Linked DNA regions of Mus musculus: region 2 is linked to region 1. Evidence: chromatin loops called from intact Hi-C (ENCODE). Cell type or tissue: heart. All regions are shown on one strand. Each heading gives the region's core, and the rest is flanking DNA. Links, peaks and the distances in the headings are about the cores only.

The links. A loop is a pair of places that touch in the nucleus more often than their neighbours do. Peaks named below come from ENCODE experiments on the same cell type or tissue, not always from the same donor. Only the 100,000 strongest peaks of a DNase experiment are listed, where the experiment ranks them.
Region 2: it touches region 1 in a loop (2.8-fold over the local background); 4 of 42 quality-filtered maps call a loop at or near these places.

The regions. Positions count from the first base shown.
Region 1 is chr8:88,132,538-88,143,415 of GRCm38, reverse strand. Cnep1r1 (CTD nuclear envelope phosphatase 1 regulatory subunit 1) reads right to left here. Exons shown (of 6, transcript NM_029074.3): 6 at 8,219-9,628. The coding sequence ends at 9,587. Heatr3 (HEAT repeat containing 3) reads right to left here and starts at 5,531. Exons shown (of 15, transcript NM_172757.3): 1 at 5,259-5,531; 2 at 4,969-5,141; 3 at 3,437-3,524; 4 at 1,635-1,744. The coding sequence starts at 5,396. It overlaps Mir7071 (microRNA 7071), which reads right to left and starts at 5,210; the gene lies at 5,142-5,210. In heart, for the core only: a CTCF peak has its summit at 5,013; DNase peaks (open chromatin) are centred at 5,115 and 5,575; H3K4me3 peaks cover 1,761 bases; H3K27ac peaks cover 1,100 bases.
Region 2 is chr8:88,194,847-88,204,285 of GRCm38, reverse strand. Tent4b (terminal nucleotidyltransferase 4B) reads right to left here and starts at 4,404. Exons shown (of 12, transcript NM_001372333.1): 1 at 3,784-4,404. The coding sequence starts at 4,382. In heart, for the core only: no CTCF peak of the experiment used is centred there; DNase peaks (open chromatin) are centred at 3,385, 4,065, 5,135 and 6,755; H3K4me3 peaks cover 3,401 bases; H3K27ac peaks cover 3,179 bases.

The sequences.
Region 1 (10,878 bases), core at 1,470-9,469:
GGCTCTCTTCAAAGAAAATATTCTTAAAACTCCCAGTTCAAGCCACATGTGGTAGCCCACACCTGTAAGGCCAGGACGTGGGAATAAAAACAGGAGAGAGGAATTCAAGGCCATCCTTTGCTACATGGCAAGCCCTAGGCTAACCCGGCCTACTCCTGTCTCAAAAAATAAAATAAAAGCTGGAAAGATGCCTCAGCAGCCAAGACTAAGTGTTGTTTCTGTAAAGACCCAAGTTTGATAGCCAGCACCATCATCAGATGGTTCACAGCCAACTCCAGGTCTCTGCCCTGGAAGGGCCCAGCACTCATATGTATGTACCCACACACATATATGTAACTTAAAGAAAATTTAAAGATTCAAGTTCAGCCGGGCATGGTGGCGCACTCCTTTAATCCCAGCACTCGGGAGGCAGAGGCAGGCAGGTTTCTGAGTTCAAAGCCAGTCTGGTCTACAGAGTGAGTTCCAGGACAGCCAGGGTTATACAGAGAAACCCTGTCTCGAAAAACCAAAAAACCAACCAATCAATCAATCAAATTTCAAGCTCAGTGATCTTCTAGCAACAGGAGAAAAAGCACAATGCTAAACATGTTTAGTGCTAGCAGCCATGAGGCCCAGGGCTCCAAACAACAAAATTATAGAAAGTAAAAGATTTATGGCGCACAGAAAAACACCTATCAGTTGCTCATGTGCCATTTCTTATAGCCAGTTTGCAATCCCAGCAGTCAGAAGGCCAAGGACAGAGGAACATGAATTCAAGATCAGCCAAAATTACACAGTAAGATCCTGGGGCTAAAGGGGAGGCAGGGAGAGAAGGAAGGAAGGAAGGAAGGAAGGAACAAACAAAAAAAGAAAAAGAAAAACTAAAAATAAAAGGGGAAAAAGCCATTTTCTCAAATCTTTGCCAGTATTACTGGTTTAAGATGAAATTATAAGCAGACTCAGACTGGTATGTAGGCAGCTTTTCAAGATCTACCTCAATATTAAAGTCTAAGAGACACTGCTTTCAGGTCACTATTTTAATTGTTCCCAACTGAATATAAGAAACGATAACACTGCCGGGCGGTGGTGGCGCATGCCTTTAATCCCAGCACTCGGGAGGCAGAGGCAGGCGGATTTCTGAGTTCGAGGCCAGCCTGATCTATAAAGTGAGTTCCGGGACAGCAAGGGCTACACAGAGAAACCCTGTCTCGAAAAACCAAAAAAAAAAAAAAAACAAAAAAACAAGAAACGATAACACTGCTATAATTATGGGCATAAAACCAAGCTTAAGAAGTGCTTCTAAGCTCTGTTTCATTCCTAGGCATGGTCCACTCTAACCTAACCAGTGCCAGCGACAGGGAAGAGAAGCAGCCTTGTTCCTCTTCATTCGAAGAGAGTTCCTCTTGGGAATTTACTTCCCGTTCAAACAGTCACTATTAGAACAGTGGACAACAACATCAGCCAATGTTCGTGGTCCCTTTTCATTCCAGATACCAAAGCAGGTGTACACTATGCTGATTAGGATGAATCTCAAGTCATCAGATTGCCCCATCAACTAAAGTAGCAAGCATCTGTGGGCGGGGCCTACAGTTTAACAGAGAGCACCACAGGCTGGGCAGTGACACAACAGGAGACTGACCTCAGAAAGCACTTACCACACATTCCACAGCACATTCACAGCCTCATTGGCTATGCTCTCTACAGGATTTCTCTTATCAGCTTTCTCCTGTGGAGACATCTCATTTGAATCCAGTCCAGAGAGACACTGCAACCAAACATCATAATTAGCACCTAGGTTCAAAAGAATAATTAAGCAAAAAAGATAGTAATAGTAAAGAATTATAACCTTAAAAACCCCAGAAATGATAGGGGTTAGTTAACAATTACATCAATGGTTACAGGTACAGTTCTCTACATGGTCCATCCCTTGGGCATGGAGATGACTCAGTGGTTAAGAGCACTCTGTCTGTCCAGAGGAAGGTTTTGCACTGCTCTTGCAGGAAACCTAGGCTAAGTTTTCAGTATCCACATCAATTGGTACACAACCACTTGTAACTACAGCTCCACGCTATCTGATAGCCTCTGAAGGTACCTGCATACACACAGCATTCACTCCACACAGACATACATAAATAAAAACAATAAAAACTTAAAAAAATAATACATCCCTTTGGCAAGAAACACAGATAAGAAAGGTTGTCAAGGAATGATGTTATTTGTCCCACACTTTACATGAAAGTATAAGACCAATACAACGTATTTCCCCTAATATAGTAAAAGTCAGAATGACAGAGGGTGCTGATTTAAAGCGAATAAATAAATATATATATATATATATAAAAGAATAATTAATTTATATTAAAAGAAACAGAATGACAAAGGAATACAATAGTTAATATCTGTACAACATCCCCTAAGTACTATTCTGAGCATTTTACATATATTTACTAGTTAATCCTCACAACAAACTTGAAGCAGCTCAACTATTAACCTTAACCTCCCAATATTCGTATGAAAATAAGATAAAAGAGGCTCCTGAAGACACAGCTGAGTGTATGGTAAAGCTGGGCTCTAGCTGCAGACATTCTAGCCTCCAACTGGAGCCCCGACCTCTGTGCAGGGCTGCTTCCTAGCACAGAACAGGGCACTCTCTAAAAGGTCTTCTGAGTCTTAGACGTCTAATGGGAGAATGCCCTCTGCAAGGAAGGAAGTTCTACAGCATCCCTGATCTCTACCCAACTGGGTGTCCCCATGGCACAGCCACCTGCAGCGCAGCAGCACTGCTTGTAAGGGAGCACTGACCAAGGTCTCATAGCATCAGTGTAAAACGGACAAAAGGCATGGCAGACTGAGAGGAATACAAGAGTCCAGTGTCCTTAGCCAATGAGCTACAGCATGTAACATGAATGTACATGTAACACGTAACAATGAGTCTAACATAGTCTTTGTAAGTTCATAACGTCTGTCCTTGGGCCCATCAGCACAGTATGAACTAGTATAAGAACACCTGCCTTGGATTTGGATACAGATGGGTGGTGCTAAAGCACCTGCCTGGTGGGAGGCACAAAGATCTGAGTTCCATTTCCAGCACCACAAAAAAGAAAGGGAAAAAAGACTTGTCCCATAGGACCACTGTGAAGATTAAATGACAGGCACACAGGAGTGAGCAGTCAGGGAACGGGCTTGAGTTCTAAGGGGGTAAGTGTGCATATCTTTAGAAAGGGCTCTTCTAATCATAAAGGTGGCAGAGACACAAATAATAGAGATTGGTATTACTGGGGCCTTTGTACCGAGTTTCCAGGGGAAAAAATAAAATTGTCACAGGGTATTTAAAGGGACACATAAGACGACACCAAAGTATTGAAAAATAAAAAACAAACAGACAAAAAACCTCCTAAACCTGTCTCCTAAAAACCACACAGAAGTCATCACTCAGGCTATGTTAAATGCCACATACCTCTCTCAGTAGTGCCACCAGGGGCGTCATGATGTCCTTTGCCACCATGTCATCACAAACGTCAAAACCTCCACAAGCACTGAGGTTTCTACATAAGAAATGTAAACACATTTTACTTTCAAGTCACATCTCACAAAATGCTGCTAAGCCCTGTATGTCTAACCACAGTTAAGGTTTTCCACAGGAAAAAACAAAACAAAACTGTATTTGTTATATGCTAGAGAGCAAGCCTACAGATTTTCAACTGTCCTGGTCCTCAGCACATCAAATAATTCATTGTCTTACACTGTTGTGTTGCTTTCAAGAGGCAACATGACCAGGGCAACCCTTATAAAGGAAGCATTTACTGGAGGCTTGTTTGTAGTCTCAGAGCCTTAGTCCATTGTCATCGTGGAGCATGGTGACATGCATGGCACTGGAGCAGTAGTTGAGAGCTGTATCTTGATCATAGACAAAGATGTTGGGCCTGGTGTGGGCTTTCTGAAACCTCAAATCCCACCCTCAGTGACATACTTCCTCTAACAAACCCACGCGTACTCCAGCAAGGCCACACCTCCTATTCTTTCTCAAATAGGAGAACTCAATACTAAGTGGTCAAATACATAAGCCTATGAGGGACATTCTTATTCAAACCATCATACCCCTAATAGTAGTCTCTGCAATTACTACTAGTTGTATTTATACATATAGTAATTATTTGGTTAATAATAATCAATATATTCTTAACACTAATCTTACTCAATAGACTTAAGATTTGTTTATTTATCTGGTTGGTTGGTTGATTTTTTCAAGACAGGGCTTCTATGTGTAACAGCCCTGGCTGTCCTGGAACTCACTAAGTAGTTCAAGGTGGCCTTGAACTGGCCTCGTCCAGTGGCTGGCACACAGGTGCTCCATCCAATATTTATTAGACTGAAACAATACACACAGGCAAATCTGTAAGAGCACAAATACTAACTTTCTGTCCTCTCTACAGTTCATTAGAGTGGCTTTTGCTTTTTGGCCTTTTTGAGATAGGATTTCTCTGGGTGACCCTGGATGTCCTGGAACTCACTCTGTAGACCAGGCTGGCCTCAAACTCAGAGATCTGCCTGCCTCTGCCTCCCTAGTGCGGGAATTAAAGGTCTGTGCCACCATGCTAGAAGGTCTAAATTTTACTGAAATTCAGCCCAGTCTTTTTGACAGTTTCCAGACACCCTCTCAGTGGAGCGCCTGCAAAGAGATCTTACATGCTGAAATGTCAGCTGTACTTGGAGCCCAGACTGAAAGACTATCCTATCAGGGACTCTATGGTGGGTTTTGAGATGGGGTAAATGTGCATGAGGTTTGATGGTTGGTGAAGCGCCAGGTGGATACAACAAAAAGTGTGTGAGCCCCGGGGTCCTTCGGTGCATGAATTCACATCTCCATCCACTGCAAACCTGAGCTAACTGGCATGTTATTATTCCCCCAGAAGTAGAGAATGCATCGGGCGAGGGTGTCCCAGGTTTGTTTGCTCGCAGGGACACTGCCTCGGGCCCTCTCGGGCTCACCTCAGAGCTCCGGCCGCCGTCTCCCTTACCGCCAGACTCGAGTCCAGCAGCAGCGGCCCGAGCCGGCGCACAGCATCCCGACGGGCTAAGTCTGGTAGTGCGGGCCGCTGCTGCACTAGCCGGGCCAGTCCCGCGCAGGCGCACTCGCGGACCTCGGCGCTCGGGTGCTGGAGCTGCGGGAACCGAGACGTCAGAGTCGCGTAGTGAGCACGCGCGCTGCAGCACCTCGCTCCCGGGCCCCCGGGCCCCCGGCCGCCCGCCGCCCGAGCCTGGCCATGCCCTCGTCCCACCTTCTCCAGAAGCTCCGCCGCGGGCCCATCGTCCTCCTCGTCCCCAGTCCCGTTCGACGCGGCCGCCGCCTCGGCCTGACAGCTCTCGATAGGGGAGAACTGAGGTCGCTTGAAGCGCTTCGTCCGACTCTTACCCATGGCGACGGAGGCTGCAGTGACAGACCAGAAGAGGACGACTGCAGCAGCCGTCGTTGGGGCCCACCGGGCCCGTGGCGACTTCCAGGCTCGACGTTACTTGGCGTCTCCCCTCAGCGGGTCCAATGTGACGGCCTGAGCACACATGGAAAAGCAGCACGCCTGCGCAGAGGGCGGGAGCAGGGACTGCGCGTGCGTGTAATGTGATGTGGGCGGGGCCATCCCTGACAATGGGTGGAGCCCTGGATGTCCCTGGGAATGTTAACACACCCATCTCATTTCCATCGTACAAACGTAAGGCTTCTACAGAAATTCAACTGTACGAAAGGCAAGTTCAGCCAGCAAGATGGTGGTGGATCTTGACTTTAATCTCAGTACTTTCTTTACCATTCTTAGGAGCCATTCCTCAGCCACCCATAGGTAATAGTTTTAGAAGAAGCCTAGTGACTTTCAGCCAGTCATTTCATTGTGCTAGGGACTGAGACAACATAAAAAAGTTTCTCATAAAATATTTGTCTAATAATTTTTTTTAAAATGTGTGGTATATGTGTAGGCACACGTGCTGCCTCATTCGGGTGGAGATCAGAGGACTCCTCTGAGGAATTGGTTCTTTCCATCAACAACAGTTCCAGGAATCAAACTCTGATTTTTCAGGTTTGCATGGCAAATGCCTTTATTTGCCGAATCATTTCATCCTTTTTTTTTAAAGGTTACTATTTTTTTTCAAACATCTGTTTGAAATATAGCCTTCCTAAAAGAGACTCTTAAGTATATTTTCTAAAAACTTTTGGTGGAGTCCTGTAGTTGTTTATTTATTATATGTAAGTACACTGTAGCTGTGTTCAGATACTCCAGAAGTAGGCATCAGATTTCGTGACGGATGGTTGTGAGCCACCATGTGGTTGCTGGGATTTGAACTCAGGACCTTTGGAAGAGCAGTCGGCACTCTTAACTGCTGAGCCATCTCACCAGCCTGTAGCTGTAAAAGCCACTTCAGAGTTTGACATCATGGCATTCTGCTTCATGCTACCAGCACGTCCTCTATAAACCAGGGAGCCTCCTCTGTCTTCCTGGAGCTCTCCTGAACTAGTCTTAGGCCTGGGCAAAGGATAGCTTAAGTTTAGCGTTCCTTGAACTGATCATTTGGCTATCACCTGGGGCATATTCTCAGATCTACTTAAAATTCCTTCTGTTATAGGTAGGGATGTATTCTGGAAATGGGAGATATTTAAAAATGCCCCACTTATGGGGCCTGGTTTAGTGTCCTCATTCTCCTGCTGTCCCAGCAGACACATCACCATGGGCCCTTCATGTATTTTGTGTGGCAGTTATCTCTGAATTGTCCCTGTCATCAAATGTGTGCAGGAATGAGCCTCAGCAAACGAGTGATTGCCTAGCAAGTGCCAGGCCCTGAGTTCCAGTGCCAGAGTTTCCAAAGTGTGCAAACAGAAAAGCTATCCCTATATGCTGTCCCTGCTAGCCTGGGAGCTCCGTGCAGGAAAGGTGCATTAGACTCTGTATTAGCAGCGTGCAATAAGGCTCTAGAGCATCTGCTCCTTCAACCTGCTACTGCCCTGTCTCACACTGCTCTCCACTGTGATTATGTAGTCATCTGAAAAACTAAGCCAGATTCACCAAGATCATATGAAAAAGGAGATGCTTCTCTATTCACAGACTTTAAAGTTTGTGAAACATCAAAGGAGTGAGAACCATTTTGATTGCTTCAAAAAAGAAACTTACTTCTGAAAGGGAAGTTGCGTTGCGTGTCTTCAGAACAGTCTGGCATTAGCCCGTTGCTCTCACTGTCACTTACCTCCCACTTTGCTGATTATGTAAATGCTGCCAGCTCTGAAAAGTTGCTCTCAAATGGTCTGCTGCCCAGTCCACTCCACACGATTCATTCATCCTCAAGCAAGTCTATCTGCTCGCTCAAGTCAAAGTGCTTACTTGCTATGCCTTAGGGACTGCTCGAGGAGCTAGAAATAATAGCTATAGCCTGGTCCTGGCATCGTGGGTTTTACAGAGCATTGTAGCTCTAGGCTGCCGCTAACAAAGTTACTGTAGATGTGCATGTTTAATACTTATACTGACTGGATGGAGAGGCAGGAAGATCTCTGTGAGTTCAAGGCCAGCCTGGTCTACATAGTGAGCTCTAGGACAGCAGCCAGGGCTACATAATGAGACCCAGTCATGAAAAAACAAAGCAAGCAAACAAACAAACCAAAAGGATAATTATTCTGAGGCTGGAGAGATGGCTCAGCACTGGCTACTCTTGCAGAGCACACAAGCCAACTTTACATGTATATCCAATTATATCTCTTCTAGGGGAGAAGAACCAGGTTCTAATCAAACACTCAAAGGAATTCCAACCCTAAGGGCCTTAAATTTTTCTTTGGCTTTATACTCTTGGAGGAAATTCCCAATTCAAGTCTGTAAGAGCCATGTAACAAATGTAAAAAATGATGTGTTTCTTGAGTAAAAGCCAATCACTATTAGATCATGAATAAGGCATGAGGAAGGCTAATAGTCTACAACTGCCATACCTGCAACTGTTTGGTCTACAAGGCAGAATTACAATAAAATAGGAGCTGGAGATAGCCTAGCGGGTAAGAAGCAGTAAAAGCACTGGCTGTTCTTGTAGAGGTTTGGGGTTCAATTCCTAGTTCCCACATGGTGGCTCACAACCATCTGTAACTCCAATTCCAGGGGAGCTGATGTTCCTTTCCTACTTGCACAGGCCATAGGCACACAACTGGTACACAGATATACATAAAGGAAGAACTCTCATACACATAAAGCTAAAGCTCAAGGAAAATATCTAATTTGGAGTTAGCTTGTATCTGATACTTAGAATATGTTTATTTTTTTATAGTTGCAGACACAATAAACCAAAGAAAATCTCTAACCACTAGTTATATATAAAGTATTTATTTTTATACACATATTTACCTACAAAATTTACAGAAAATGAAACAATGCAAAACACATAGAATACCCTCTTAGAGAGTTCTTAGAAGCAGAGGGTTTTATTGCTGCAATTCAAAGAATGTGATTTTATACCCAGGAAAGTAGAGATGAATACATGTAAGTTAAATGGCAGCTTTGTTAAACGATTTTGTCCTGTTATTCAAATTTAGTTTAATGTTGGATGAAATTTAACATATTGCTCATGAAATAATTTAACTTTCTCAAAATCTTCTAATAAACAGGTAAAAGGCACCTCTAGTACTTTAAGCATTTACAGCAATTCCGACAGTTTTATTTTAAGGGCTACTGTAGTACACGTGGCTGTTGCGCATACACAGTATGCCATCAACACTCTCCAGCAGAGAGAGCTGCAGGCTCTGGTTTGTAGTGTGGTTCTGTGTTACTAGTGATGGACGGGGCCCATCAGCTACACCAGGACGGTATTAGTGTAACACGTCTACCACAGCATAAAATCCAGTCACCTGAAATAAGGACTGTCAAATTCCCAGATAATACATAATTTTTTAACTTGTACATTCAGAAGAGTTTGGGGTGTTTTTAAATTTTTTTTTTTTAAAAAGTAATTTAGTGTTAAATGAAAACAATTTACTGAAAAGTATAATAGTTGCCAGAATCTAGTATCAGGCTTAACAAAAATTGTCAAAACATCTATAAATTTTTCAACATAATGGAGATGAGATTTGCTCAGTCTAAGTGGAATTTGATGTTGTTCCTGCAGTGCAATGGGAAGAGGCATTATGAATGAAAGGCACACGTAATAGCCAGTTTAAGGAGCTGTGGAGATGTCAAGCAGATGGTTCCTCAAATACTGGTGCAGGAGAACAAAGTCCAAACATTTTCCTCTTGGTTTAACATTGGCATTGATTTGCTATTTACAATAGTTTGCAAAAATACATTATAAAAACTGAAGGAGGTTTGGTTTCTAAGTTTAACTTAGTAATACCCACATACTTCATCCGCAGAGTTCTGTGCAGGGGCTGAAGTGCTGAAGTGACACTAATACTGAACACAGGTAATCAAAGGTACTGAGGCGCTGCGAGCTCAGCCAGCATCATCAACATCATCTGGGCCAATATTGCACACTTCTTGTCAGTTGCTGCTAAACCGTCACATGTCCGACTCCAAAAGGAATCCTCTATGGCATTTTGCTGTATCACTCACTTGAGAAAAGACTGGTTTAGGTTCTCTAGCAACAGTGCGGACTGTCATTGAACATGAGGTCTAGGTTTCAAAATTAGCTTTCCTGTCTGTAGAAAAGAAAAGGAAAAAGAAGTCAGTTCACAATTCTATTTAAAATACCACCAGTTATTTTTGAACTTTTAAAGCCATTTTAGGACCATGGTGTATCAGGAAAAGGCACTTGTTGCCAAGGTTGATAACCTGAGTTCAGCCAAAACCAATTATGATAGAAGCAAAGAACTACCTACCCCATACACCATAGCTTTCTCTTTCCCATGGGCACTACGTTGTGCATATGTGCGTGTACACACACACACACACACACACAAAAACATACACACCATCCATCTATCAATAAATAAAAAGGTAAAAACACTTCTTTTAAAAGGGGTATTTGGTGGAGCCAGTGAGATGGCTCAGGCAGCAGAGGATCCTACTCACAAGTCTGACAACCTTTGTTCAATCCCAGGGCCCAAATGTGGAAGGAGACAAATGATTCCTATGATATGTGTCCTCTGATCTCCCCTGCCTATCAGTCGCTAGGATTAACACTACATCACTACACCCAGCATCATCCACACTTGTCCTGATGTCTGTTATGATTGTCAAATGCTTTATGGTAACATTGTCCAGTTAGGCTGCCACTAGCCTTACGTAGGTAAGTACTTGAAATAAAACTAGTTTAAATAAAAATGTTTTATAAAACACAGGAAATGTTGAGGAAAATACCAAAAAGGGGGAGTGTGAGGGCATTAAAAAAAAATTACACTAACTAGAAACTGCAACTTTTATAGATTTGGTGTATTTTTGTTTGAGACAGGGTTTTCACTATATAGCCTTAGCTGACCTGGACTGGCCTCTGGAACTCAAAGAGATCCACTTGGCTCTGCCTCCCAAGCGTCGTGATTTTTATATCTTATTAAAGTAAATTTTATTTATAATACATAAAATTATTTTGACAAAATGCTTCTTTCCACATAAAGTTTTTATTTCCTTAAGTTAAAAAGTAAACTAAAGGGCTGTGTGGTGGTGGCACATGCCTTTAATGCCAGCACTTGGGAGGCAGAGGTAGTCAGCTCTCGAGGTTCAAGACAAGCATGTTCTATAGCGCATGTTCCAGGACCGTCTGAGCTACACAGAGAAACCCTGTTTTGAGAAACAAACAAAAAAGTAAACTTAGTAGCTGAAGACACTGCTCAGCAGTTAGAGCAAACATGGCTGCTGGTTGAGATGGAGCATGACCGTACTCCCTACACTTCCGAGGAAAAGGCAGGAGGATCTCTATGAGTTTGAGGCCACCCTGGTCTACAAATTGAGG
Region 2 (9,439 bases), core at 1,440-9,439, 61 kb before region 1:
TCAAGCCTGGGTAACTTACTGAGACTCTGTCTCAAACAGTAAAAAAAGGAAAAAGCACAAGAGAAAATAGCCCATTGGTCAGAGGTCCTTTTATAACATACACAAGGCCCTGGATTGAATCTCTGAAATAAATAACAGACAATGCAAATACCCTCTCTAGACTTGGGTTTACGGCTTCAGGGGGCAAAGGTTGAGAGACAGTAACTAAATCCAGAGTAATTTCATTTAAAAAAGAGAGAGAGAGGGAGAGAGAGAGAGAGAGAGACTTTAGGATGAAATCCAAATATTTGTTTCTTTCCTTCCTTCCTTTCTTCTTCATCTTCCTCCTCCTCCTCCTCTTCCACCTTTTTCCCCTTTTGTGGGATTACTAGAGATGAAACCTAAGGTACCATACAAGTGATGCCCCACTGGGCTACTGAGAGTGTCTATCCAGTGAATACAAGGGGATACGTACATAAAGAGGGTTAAACAGGATCTTGCACTTGCAAGAACATGAAGCATGTTAGGGGAAACCAAAAGACTCAAGAGCCTGGACACCTTTAAGAGTTGGCTTCAAACTCTTAATGAAAACTCAGGAGTTTGTCAGCCACTAGCCCAAAGGCATAAAGGACAGAGTTCTACTGCCATGTCCTGAGTCCCTACCTGGAGAGTCCACTCAAGAATGCAGGCACGAGAATTTGTTCTTCTACCAGCAGGGTACCAGTTAAACCTCAGGACGTGGGAGATACTGCTAAGAGTCACACTACATTTAATGTCCGAACAGTGCTGGACCTCTGAACAGTGCTGTATTCTGAGACTGAAATCTTTATTCTACAAAGAAGCTCCTTAAACAGGGAGGTAAACAACTCAAAACAGCTTGGATATCCCTGAAACTAACCAGATTCACTGTGCCACTCCATGCAAAAGTAAACAAACAAACAAACAAACAAACAAAGCTGAGAGACCCACTCAGAAGAGCAGAGCTCAGCTGCAATGACAACTCAGGGACCAGCTGGATACCTGGAAGCAGAAAAAACCTGGAGGAGTTTTAGACAAACTGAGGCACCTAGAAAGGACACTGTCTACCTATTTAGCTGCCTGCGGTCTGTGCCATGTGCTCCAGGTCCCTAGCTTTGAGAGCTGGATAGGCTTTGGTGATGCAGATGTCTGAGTCATTTCTGGCTCCTTTAAGTAACCTTTCACCCATATTCCTTTAAGTAACCCCCCAAAAAGTCAGATTTCACCAAGTTTTGGCTTTTATGGTATTCACACTTAAGTCTGTTTTGAGTTCCCTATCTAAAGTGAGTAGACATGTATGTTATGTCTCCCCAGGGAAAGTTCTGTCACATAATGAATAGCACCATACTGAGGTACACTCAGAAGTCCTACTGTTTAAATACCTGTAACTAAAATAGCAAAACTGTCAGGCGGTGGTGGCGCACACCTTTAATCCCAGCTCTTGGGGAGGCAGAGGCAGGCAGATTTCTGAGTTCAAGGCCAGTCAGTGAGTTCCAGGACAGCCAGGGCTACACAGAGAAACCCTGTCTCTTAAAAACAAAAACAAAAACAAAAACAAAAACAAAAACAAAAAAAAGCAAAACTAGGCTGGCAAGATGGCTCATCAGAAAAAGCTGTTTGCCATCAAGCACTGGTGAACTGAGTTCAATCTACAAGACCCTGAAGAAGAATGCCAACTCCCAATATGCTGTCCTGTTACTTCCACTCGCTTACTTTGGCACATATGTGCACACATGCATGTGAACACATGCATATACACACACACACAATAAGTAAATGAAAATTTTAATAACTAAACTCCCTTAAAAGCTAAGAAACTGGACCACGAAGATCGGAAAGGAATGGAATCACTGAAAACCCAGAGTCTCTTAACAAACCTTAGGAACTATTCACTGCATCTCTCACACTAGGAGGGCCACTCCTAACTGCTGCCGTCTTCTTCAGGGTAAGAATACAAGTCTGATGGAGTGATAAGCCGCTTAGCAAGTTTACAATCAGTTTTTAAGCAGTAATCCCTCAGGGAAGTGAACATTCCTCCCTGATCCTTCTGAGGGCAAGGCAGTATCCGAAGCTTCTGCGTGGGAACTTTTTCAGGATTAAGGGGCAGCCAGCACTTTGGATTTATAGCATATCTTTTCTAGAAACAGACCAGAGGCATCAGTGAAATGCAGCTAGGGACCTTCCAGGTATTATTTGACAGTGATTACCTAAGCAGAGCTCACTCGAGGAAGACAAGACCACCAGAACCCTCAGCATTAAGTTGTTGCCACTAAACCACAGGTTTATGTTTGCCATGGGAAGGCTAACAGGATGGAACCACAAATCTTTAATGTAAGGTGATGACCATGGAGAGCGCCCTTGAAGCTGGCAAAAATGCCTGAGCCAGGAAGGATCTCCTCTGGAAAACGAGGGCAGCTATGAGGCATTCCCCAGCATCACTCCTGAACCACATGACTGCATTTTTCCATAAAAGGTGGGAGTTGTAATAGTAGTGTACTGAGCAGACACCAGCCCACTACAGCAGATGGAACCCACCAACTCATTTTACCAAACCTTCAAAAAGGTACACACAACTATCTCTCCTTGCCAAAACCAGGGCAGAGCTGACTGGGTGAGTCTAAGAAAGTTCACACGGGATTACTGATTGATTTCCTGAGGCCTAACTACAGATCAGTACCTGAAAACGAGAAACTGCCCTCAAAAACCTTCAGAGCTGGTTTTCCATACTGGAGCTACACAAACCACACTCTACACTTCTCACACACACACTACACCAAAATCCAAAAGCATAAGTTTATGAAAAGGGAAAAAAAAAGAACGAGAAGAAAAGACTCAGTAACCTAATCCAGCCAACACAGGGGCTCTTCCCAAAGGAAAAGCAGGCTGGAAACATTCCCAGCTTATGTACATAATTCACTAGGGCTCAGGTAAGATTCCATTTTGTAAGAGCTGAACTTTAAACACAAAGTCACCGGTGGTGCAACATTCACACACTAACACCAGCACCCCTAAATGAAAACCACTGCTACCTCTGCCACAGTGACAACCTCACAGTGAGAAGCTGCCGACCATGAACTCCTGCAAAGTTCTGTCAGGGCTCAGAAAAGCTCACCATCTATGACAACTTCAAGCTAGCTGTCACTCAGTGCTTTCTGCTCACGACAGACATGGCAAACACTGGCTTTTTTTTTTTTTTTCCTTAAGTAAATATAAAAGATGGGCCAAAGGATCAAGAGCAGGCAGTGTCTTTCAGGGCTGAGGAGATTTTCGTCGTGGACTGGGGGAGGGGAAGGAGCATTCTGGATGTTTCTATTCTTGGCAAGAAGAGCACCTCCTGGTCCTAACATCTAAAGACGCTAAGGCAGAAACGTTCTCAGGAAGTTAACTAGCCCGATGCTAAGGGGCTTCATCTTGGGGTGTGGTGGTGGGGAGCAAGGTGTGGAGGACAGAAAGGGATCAGAGGGCAGGCTGAATTCTAGAGCATAGAAAGATCCAGGAGAAGGACAAGCAAGAATGCATCGGGAAGGTGTGGACAGTTAGGAGAGGAGGAAGGTAGAGATGACTACGAAAAGGAGAGGATAGCTCCACTTTTTCCAAAGGAATTCCAAAGAAAGGTCCACCGAGACTGGTCAAGCTATGAAGGAATGAATGGCCACCGATGCTCTGGAGGCCCCACTGGGGCTCCCCATCCCCCACCCATCATCCCCCCCTCCCGCCTGTGGGCGTGTTCCCCGCTGTGCGGGTGTGCCGACCCTCCAAGACGCAGGCCACGACGCCAGCACTCACCCCACGACTCCCTGGTTGTAGTTCCGTCGCTTCCACGGGGTCCCGCTGTACACGCCCCCGCCGCCGTCCGCCCGTCCGCCTCCGGCCGCGCGCCCTCCGCTGGGCTGCAGCAGGCTGTAGTTGAGTCCGTAGGTGCTGGCCTTGTTGTCACGTTTCCTCTTGTTGCTGCTGCCCGAGGCCGGGTCGGTAGACTCGGAGGCGGGGAGTGCGGCCGCCGGTCGCGGGGACGAGGGAGCCGATGGGACCGGCGACGCCGAGGGGCCCGCCGATGCCCGCCGTGCCCAGGCCGCCGGCTGGTGGTGATTGTTGTTGTTGTTGGTCGTCTCCAGGGGCAGGAAGTCCCGCTGCTCCGCGGGCACGGCGAGGCCGCCCAGTGGGCGCTCCCCCGAGCGGAACATGCCGGCCGGGGCCGGGGCCGTGCCGCCGGGGCTGCCGGGGCCGCTGCCGCTCCCGCCGCTCGCGCTGCTCGCGCCGCTGCTGTGACAGTGGTGGTTGAAGTAGAGGTTCCTCAGCCCCTGGGTCGTCTCCCAGATCTGCATCCACAGACTATTGGACGGTCCGAGCTGCTCTGGCTGGAACCAGGCGATCCTCGGATCCATCAAACGGCGGCGGCCGCTGCCCCCGCCCCTCCCGGCCGCCCGCAGGGCCGCCGCCGCCGCCGCTGCCTCAGGCGCACGCCCGCCCTCGGCCGCCGCCGCCGCTGCCACCCGGGTTCCGCCACGGGCGGCGCGGTAGCGCAGGGAGCCTGGCCGGCGCCGGCGGCGTCGCTCCCGCCCTCGGGGCTCGCAGGCCCTCCCCCCTCCCTCCGCCCCTCCGCCGAGCCCCTGTCACCGGGGTTCCCGTGCAAATGGCGGCGGCGGATCCCGAGAAGGGCGAGCGGCGGCGGCGGTGGTGGCGGCGGCGGCAGCAGCAGCGGCGGCGGCGGCGGCAGCGGCGGCGGCAGCGGGACGCGCCTGCTCCGTAGCGTCCGTGCTGCTCGGCCCCGGGGCGGGGCCTCCGCCGGCTCCGCCCCTCGCTCCGCTCCGCCTGCCCCGCCGCCGCGCTCGCCCCGCCCCGTCCCTGCTGCCAGCCGTCCGCGGGTTCCCCGAGGCCGCACCGCGCGTCACAGAGGCCGCGGCAGGCTGCAGGCAGCGGGGCCGCAACCGCCTGGTCAACCGTCCCGCGCTAGCTTAGCTGGGGTCGCACGTACCTGGGCCTCCGGGCACCTCGGACGCGCGCGCCGCCGCAGGACTCTGTTGCCGCTCAAGCGCCGCCGAGGCACACGAGGCGGCTGCCGACTCCGCGGAAAGTGACTGGTTTGCGCCGCCCACCCCGCTCCGGACCGCCGGCTCCGCCCCTCGGTCCCGGCGCGGCCCCGGGGCTCCTGGCCGCGCGCCGCGCGAGCACGAGAAGGGCGGGCTTCCGCTCAAGGGCCGGGTTAGCACGCGGCTGCACGCGCATCTCGGTTCCGGAGCGGTCTCAGCGGCCTCTGGGTCGCGAGTGCTGGCACCGCTGCCCGGCTGGAGGGCCACACAGCGCGGCTGTTCCAAGGTGCACTTACGAGCTCAAAGCCCCTCAACTTTCATAACTAAGAATACTCGAAGCCTTTTAAACCTAAAATCACACTACCGTTGCGGTTAATGATCGTTTTTCATAGAATGCCCATTTGTGTAGCTTTCTTCTGGCGCGAAAAATAACCAAAAAGGGGGCAGGGGGTGGTTGTCAGTAATTAACATTATCCAGAAGACTAGAACACTTACTGTGCGCATGCTTCAAGCTCGCTGCAAATTCCAGAACCGAGTCCCTGACTGACACTTGAGTTTTGGCTCTGTGCCCAGTTCAATATCCTGGAAAGTTTGGGGTGGTGGTGATTGGTTTTGTTTATTTACTTATTTTGCAAAGGATTAAAAATCTGTTTGTCACAGAATGAATCATTGCTCTACGTTTTTTCTTAGGGGGAAAAAAAAAAAAAGAATACAATGACCACTGGCTGAGCTAATTGTAACTCTATTAGAGTGCTTGCTTAGCACACGAAATGCCCTGAGGTTGGTGCCAGACCCTCAGCAGGAAAGGAGAATCTCCGATTCATGGCCATCCATAGCTACATAACAACTTGAGACTCAAGCCCTCCTTTTCCGGACGGGGACACACACACACACACACACACACACACACACATGAAAGTGAAGACACACTATTAAATGTTTCCATTTCTTCCCCAAGTCTCTGTACAATACATGTCAAAATACAAGACATTCAGTTATTTTGCACTTTTCTGCAAATGTCATGTTATAAGTCACTGCCATTGGTATTTTTTTACATTTTTGTATATTTAATTTTTTTTCCATTACAATAGTACCTTAACAAAAGTTATTTGTTGTATGTGAGCTATTTTTTTTTCTTTCAGCAAATGTGAAGAACTACTAGAGGCTAGCAAAAATGATCAAATAAGATGATATACAAGAGCACTTTATAGGAGCTGGAGATGGCTCAACCTTTAAAGCCTCTAAGAGTACTGGCTGCTCTTCCAGGGGACCCAAGTTCAAATCCCGGCACTCACATGGCAACTCACAACTGTCCAGTTCCAGGGGATCTGACACACAACACAGACTTACATGCAAGCAAAACTCTAATGTACATAAAAATAAAAAATTGTAAAAGTACTTTATAAATTCAAATGTAAGCCGGGCATGGTAGCGCATGCCTTTAGTCCCAGCATTTGGGAGGCAGAGACAAGCAGATTTCTGAGTTCAAAGCCAGCCTGGTCTACAGAGTGATTTCCAGGACAGCCAGGGCTATACAGAGAAACCCTGTTGTCCCGTCCCCCCCCAAACAAACAAAAAAAAAAAACCCAAAAATCAAAAACAAAAATAAAATCAAATCAAATGTGGGTGAGCTACCACCCTCAGGGATATCATGCAGCAGCAAGGAATGCTGGCTGCCCAACCCTGCCCAGTCGGCCCAGTCCTGCCTGTAACTTAGCCACTCCTTCAAGCTGTCAGCAGATCCTGAGCTATCTATCCTCCACACAGAGCTAAGTTAAAGTGACCTTAGAGAAGTTAATCAACCAGGGTATTTGGCAGCTTTCCGTGAATTTACTGCCTGAATGAGGAGGCAAAGAGAGGTAAATATTCAAACTCAATCCATTCAATTAATTCAACAAATATGTCAAGAGGCAATTATATACCAGGTTCTGAGGATACAGCAAAGAACAATGTTGATAAGGTCCATGCCTTCATGGACCTTGTGTCCAGTGAGTGAAGCAAGCATATAATCCCACTCTGGTCAGTGCTAAGGGGAAAAAGCAGGCTAAAGGAATCCTATTTTTAGATGAGCTAAGCAGGGAAGGCTGCTCTGAGGTAGTGTTATTTGAGGAAGGACTTAGGTAAGAGACGAAGCCGTGATCATTTACAGAATGATTTCTTTGATGGAGTAGTAAGTCCAAAGGTCCTGAGGTAGAAATCTGATTTGTGTACAAAATAATAAAGTGATTTAATTAAATATTGAATGTGTGGCATAGACACTTAGAGTATATATTCTCAAAGATTCCTTAAAAAAATCATCTGACCCAGAGATAGCTTGTTAGGTAAAGTGCCTCCCATGTAAGCATGAAGACTTAAACACCCACATTAAAACAAAACAAAGCAAAACAAAACAAAACAAAACAAAACAAAACAAAAAAAGGAATAGTCAGGCAGTAGAGGCACACTTCTTTAATCCTAACACTCAACAGGCAGAGGCAGGTGGATCTGAGTTCAAGGCCAGCCTGGTCTACAAAGTGAGTTCCAGGACAGCCAGGACTATACAGAGAAACCCTGTCTCGAAAAAAAAAAAAAAAGAAAGAAAGAAAGAAAGAAAGAAAGAAAGAAAGAAAGAAAGAAAAAAGAAAGAAAAAAGAAAGAAAAGAAAGGAAAAGAAAAGAAAAGAAAAAACCTGTATAAGGCACAGCAAGGTCAACCTAGGCTTCTTGGCACCAGGCCCTGGTCAGAGGCTCTGTCTCTTTTTCTTTTCTTTTCTTTTTTTTTTTTTTTTTTTTTTTTTTTTTGGTTTTTCGAGACAGGGTTTCTCTGTCTAGCTCTGGCTGTCCTGGAACTCACTTTGTAGACCAGGCTGGCCTCGAACTCAGAAATCCTCCTGCCTCTGCCTCCCGAGTGCTGGGATTAAAGGCATGTGCCGCCACCACCTGGCCCATAATAATTGTCATTATGACTAAATCTATGGCGGTATATGATTAAATTACTCCTCTCTGGCTGACAGGGACTGTGAATGAGATGAGCAGTGTGAGTAGACCTCACCCAGTCTCACCAGCCATCGACTGAGTGCCTGAATAGGAAAAAAATAATAAGCTAAGGGAAAAGAGAGTCCCTCTCTGTGCCTAGTTGCTCCTGCTGGAACATCAGACTTATGCCCTCAACTGGGACCTGAGGCCTTTAGCCCTCCAGTTCATAGTGATGCACCATTGGCTTTCCTGGACCACCAGGGTGCAGATTGAAGAGCATCAAGTTTTTCAACAATTCTAAGCCTATGAACCATTTCCTTTAAATGCAATAAAGATGTGTATGTGTGTATACAAACACGTATATGGCCAGGCAATGGTGGCACATGCCTTTAATCCTAGCACTTGGGAGGCAGAGGCAGGCGGATTTCTGAGTTTGAAGCCAGCCTGGTCTACAAAGTGAGTTCCAAGACAGCCAGGGCTATACAGAGAAACCCTGTCTCGAAAAAACAAAACAGAACAAACAAACAAACAAAAAAAACAGAAAAACCAAACCAATCAAACAAACACGTATATGTATACTTGTGTGTATGTACATTCATATATATGCATATATATATACACATATATATGCACATATATGTATGCACACATACATATACATGTATGTATGTATGTATGTACATATGTATGTATGTATGTATGTATGTATGTATGTATGTATGTATGTATATAATGTTTCTGTCTTTCTGGAAAACCACAATACAGACTTTGGTCCTTAAAATGGCCCTAGAGGAACAGAATACAGAATACAGAGTACACACAGTGATCTCTGGTATTAGTGATAGAACCCTTTAAATGTAGAGCCTATTTAGAAGAAGTTGGGTAAATGGGGACATGCCCTCAAAGAGGATATAGGCAGTGTATTCATTTTGACAAGACACCTGAATGAAGCACATTAAGGGAGGAAGGGTTTTTTAGGTTCTGGGCTTCAGAAGGTCCAGCACATGATGGTGAGAAAGGTGTGGTGACAGAGACAGCTCAGTCTTGCTCAGTGGGAACCTGAGGTGGGTGGTCATGTCACAGGTGAGCCAGGAGGCAGAGGATAAGCAGGCTAGAACCAGACCACACAAACCTCAAAGCCCATGCCTAGTAACCCACCTACACTAGCTAGGTCCCAGTGACCTATACTAGGGATCTATACTAGCTAGGTCCCAGTGACCTATACTAGGGATCTATACTAGCTAGGTCCCGTGTCTCAAAGGTTTCATAGCCTGCCCTGCCCAAACACTATCACTGTCTGGAGATCTAGTAAATGTTCAAACCCATAAGCCTGTGAGGGGTATGTGGCATTCAAACTGTAATGGGCTTCTGTCCTTGTGTCTCTGCCTTGCTTCTGTTTCCCAGCGGCCAAGGAGTCAGACAATTTTGTTCAGCTGTATGTCTGATATGTGATGTACT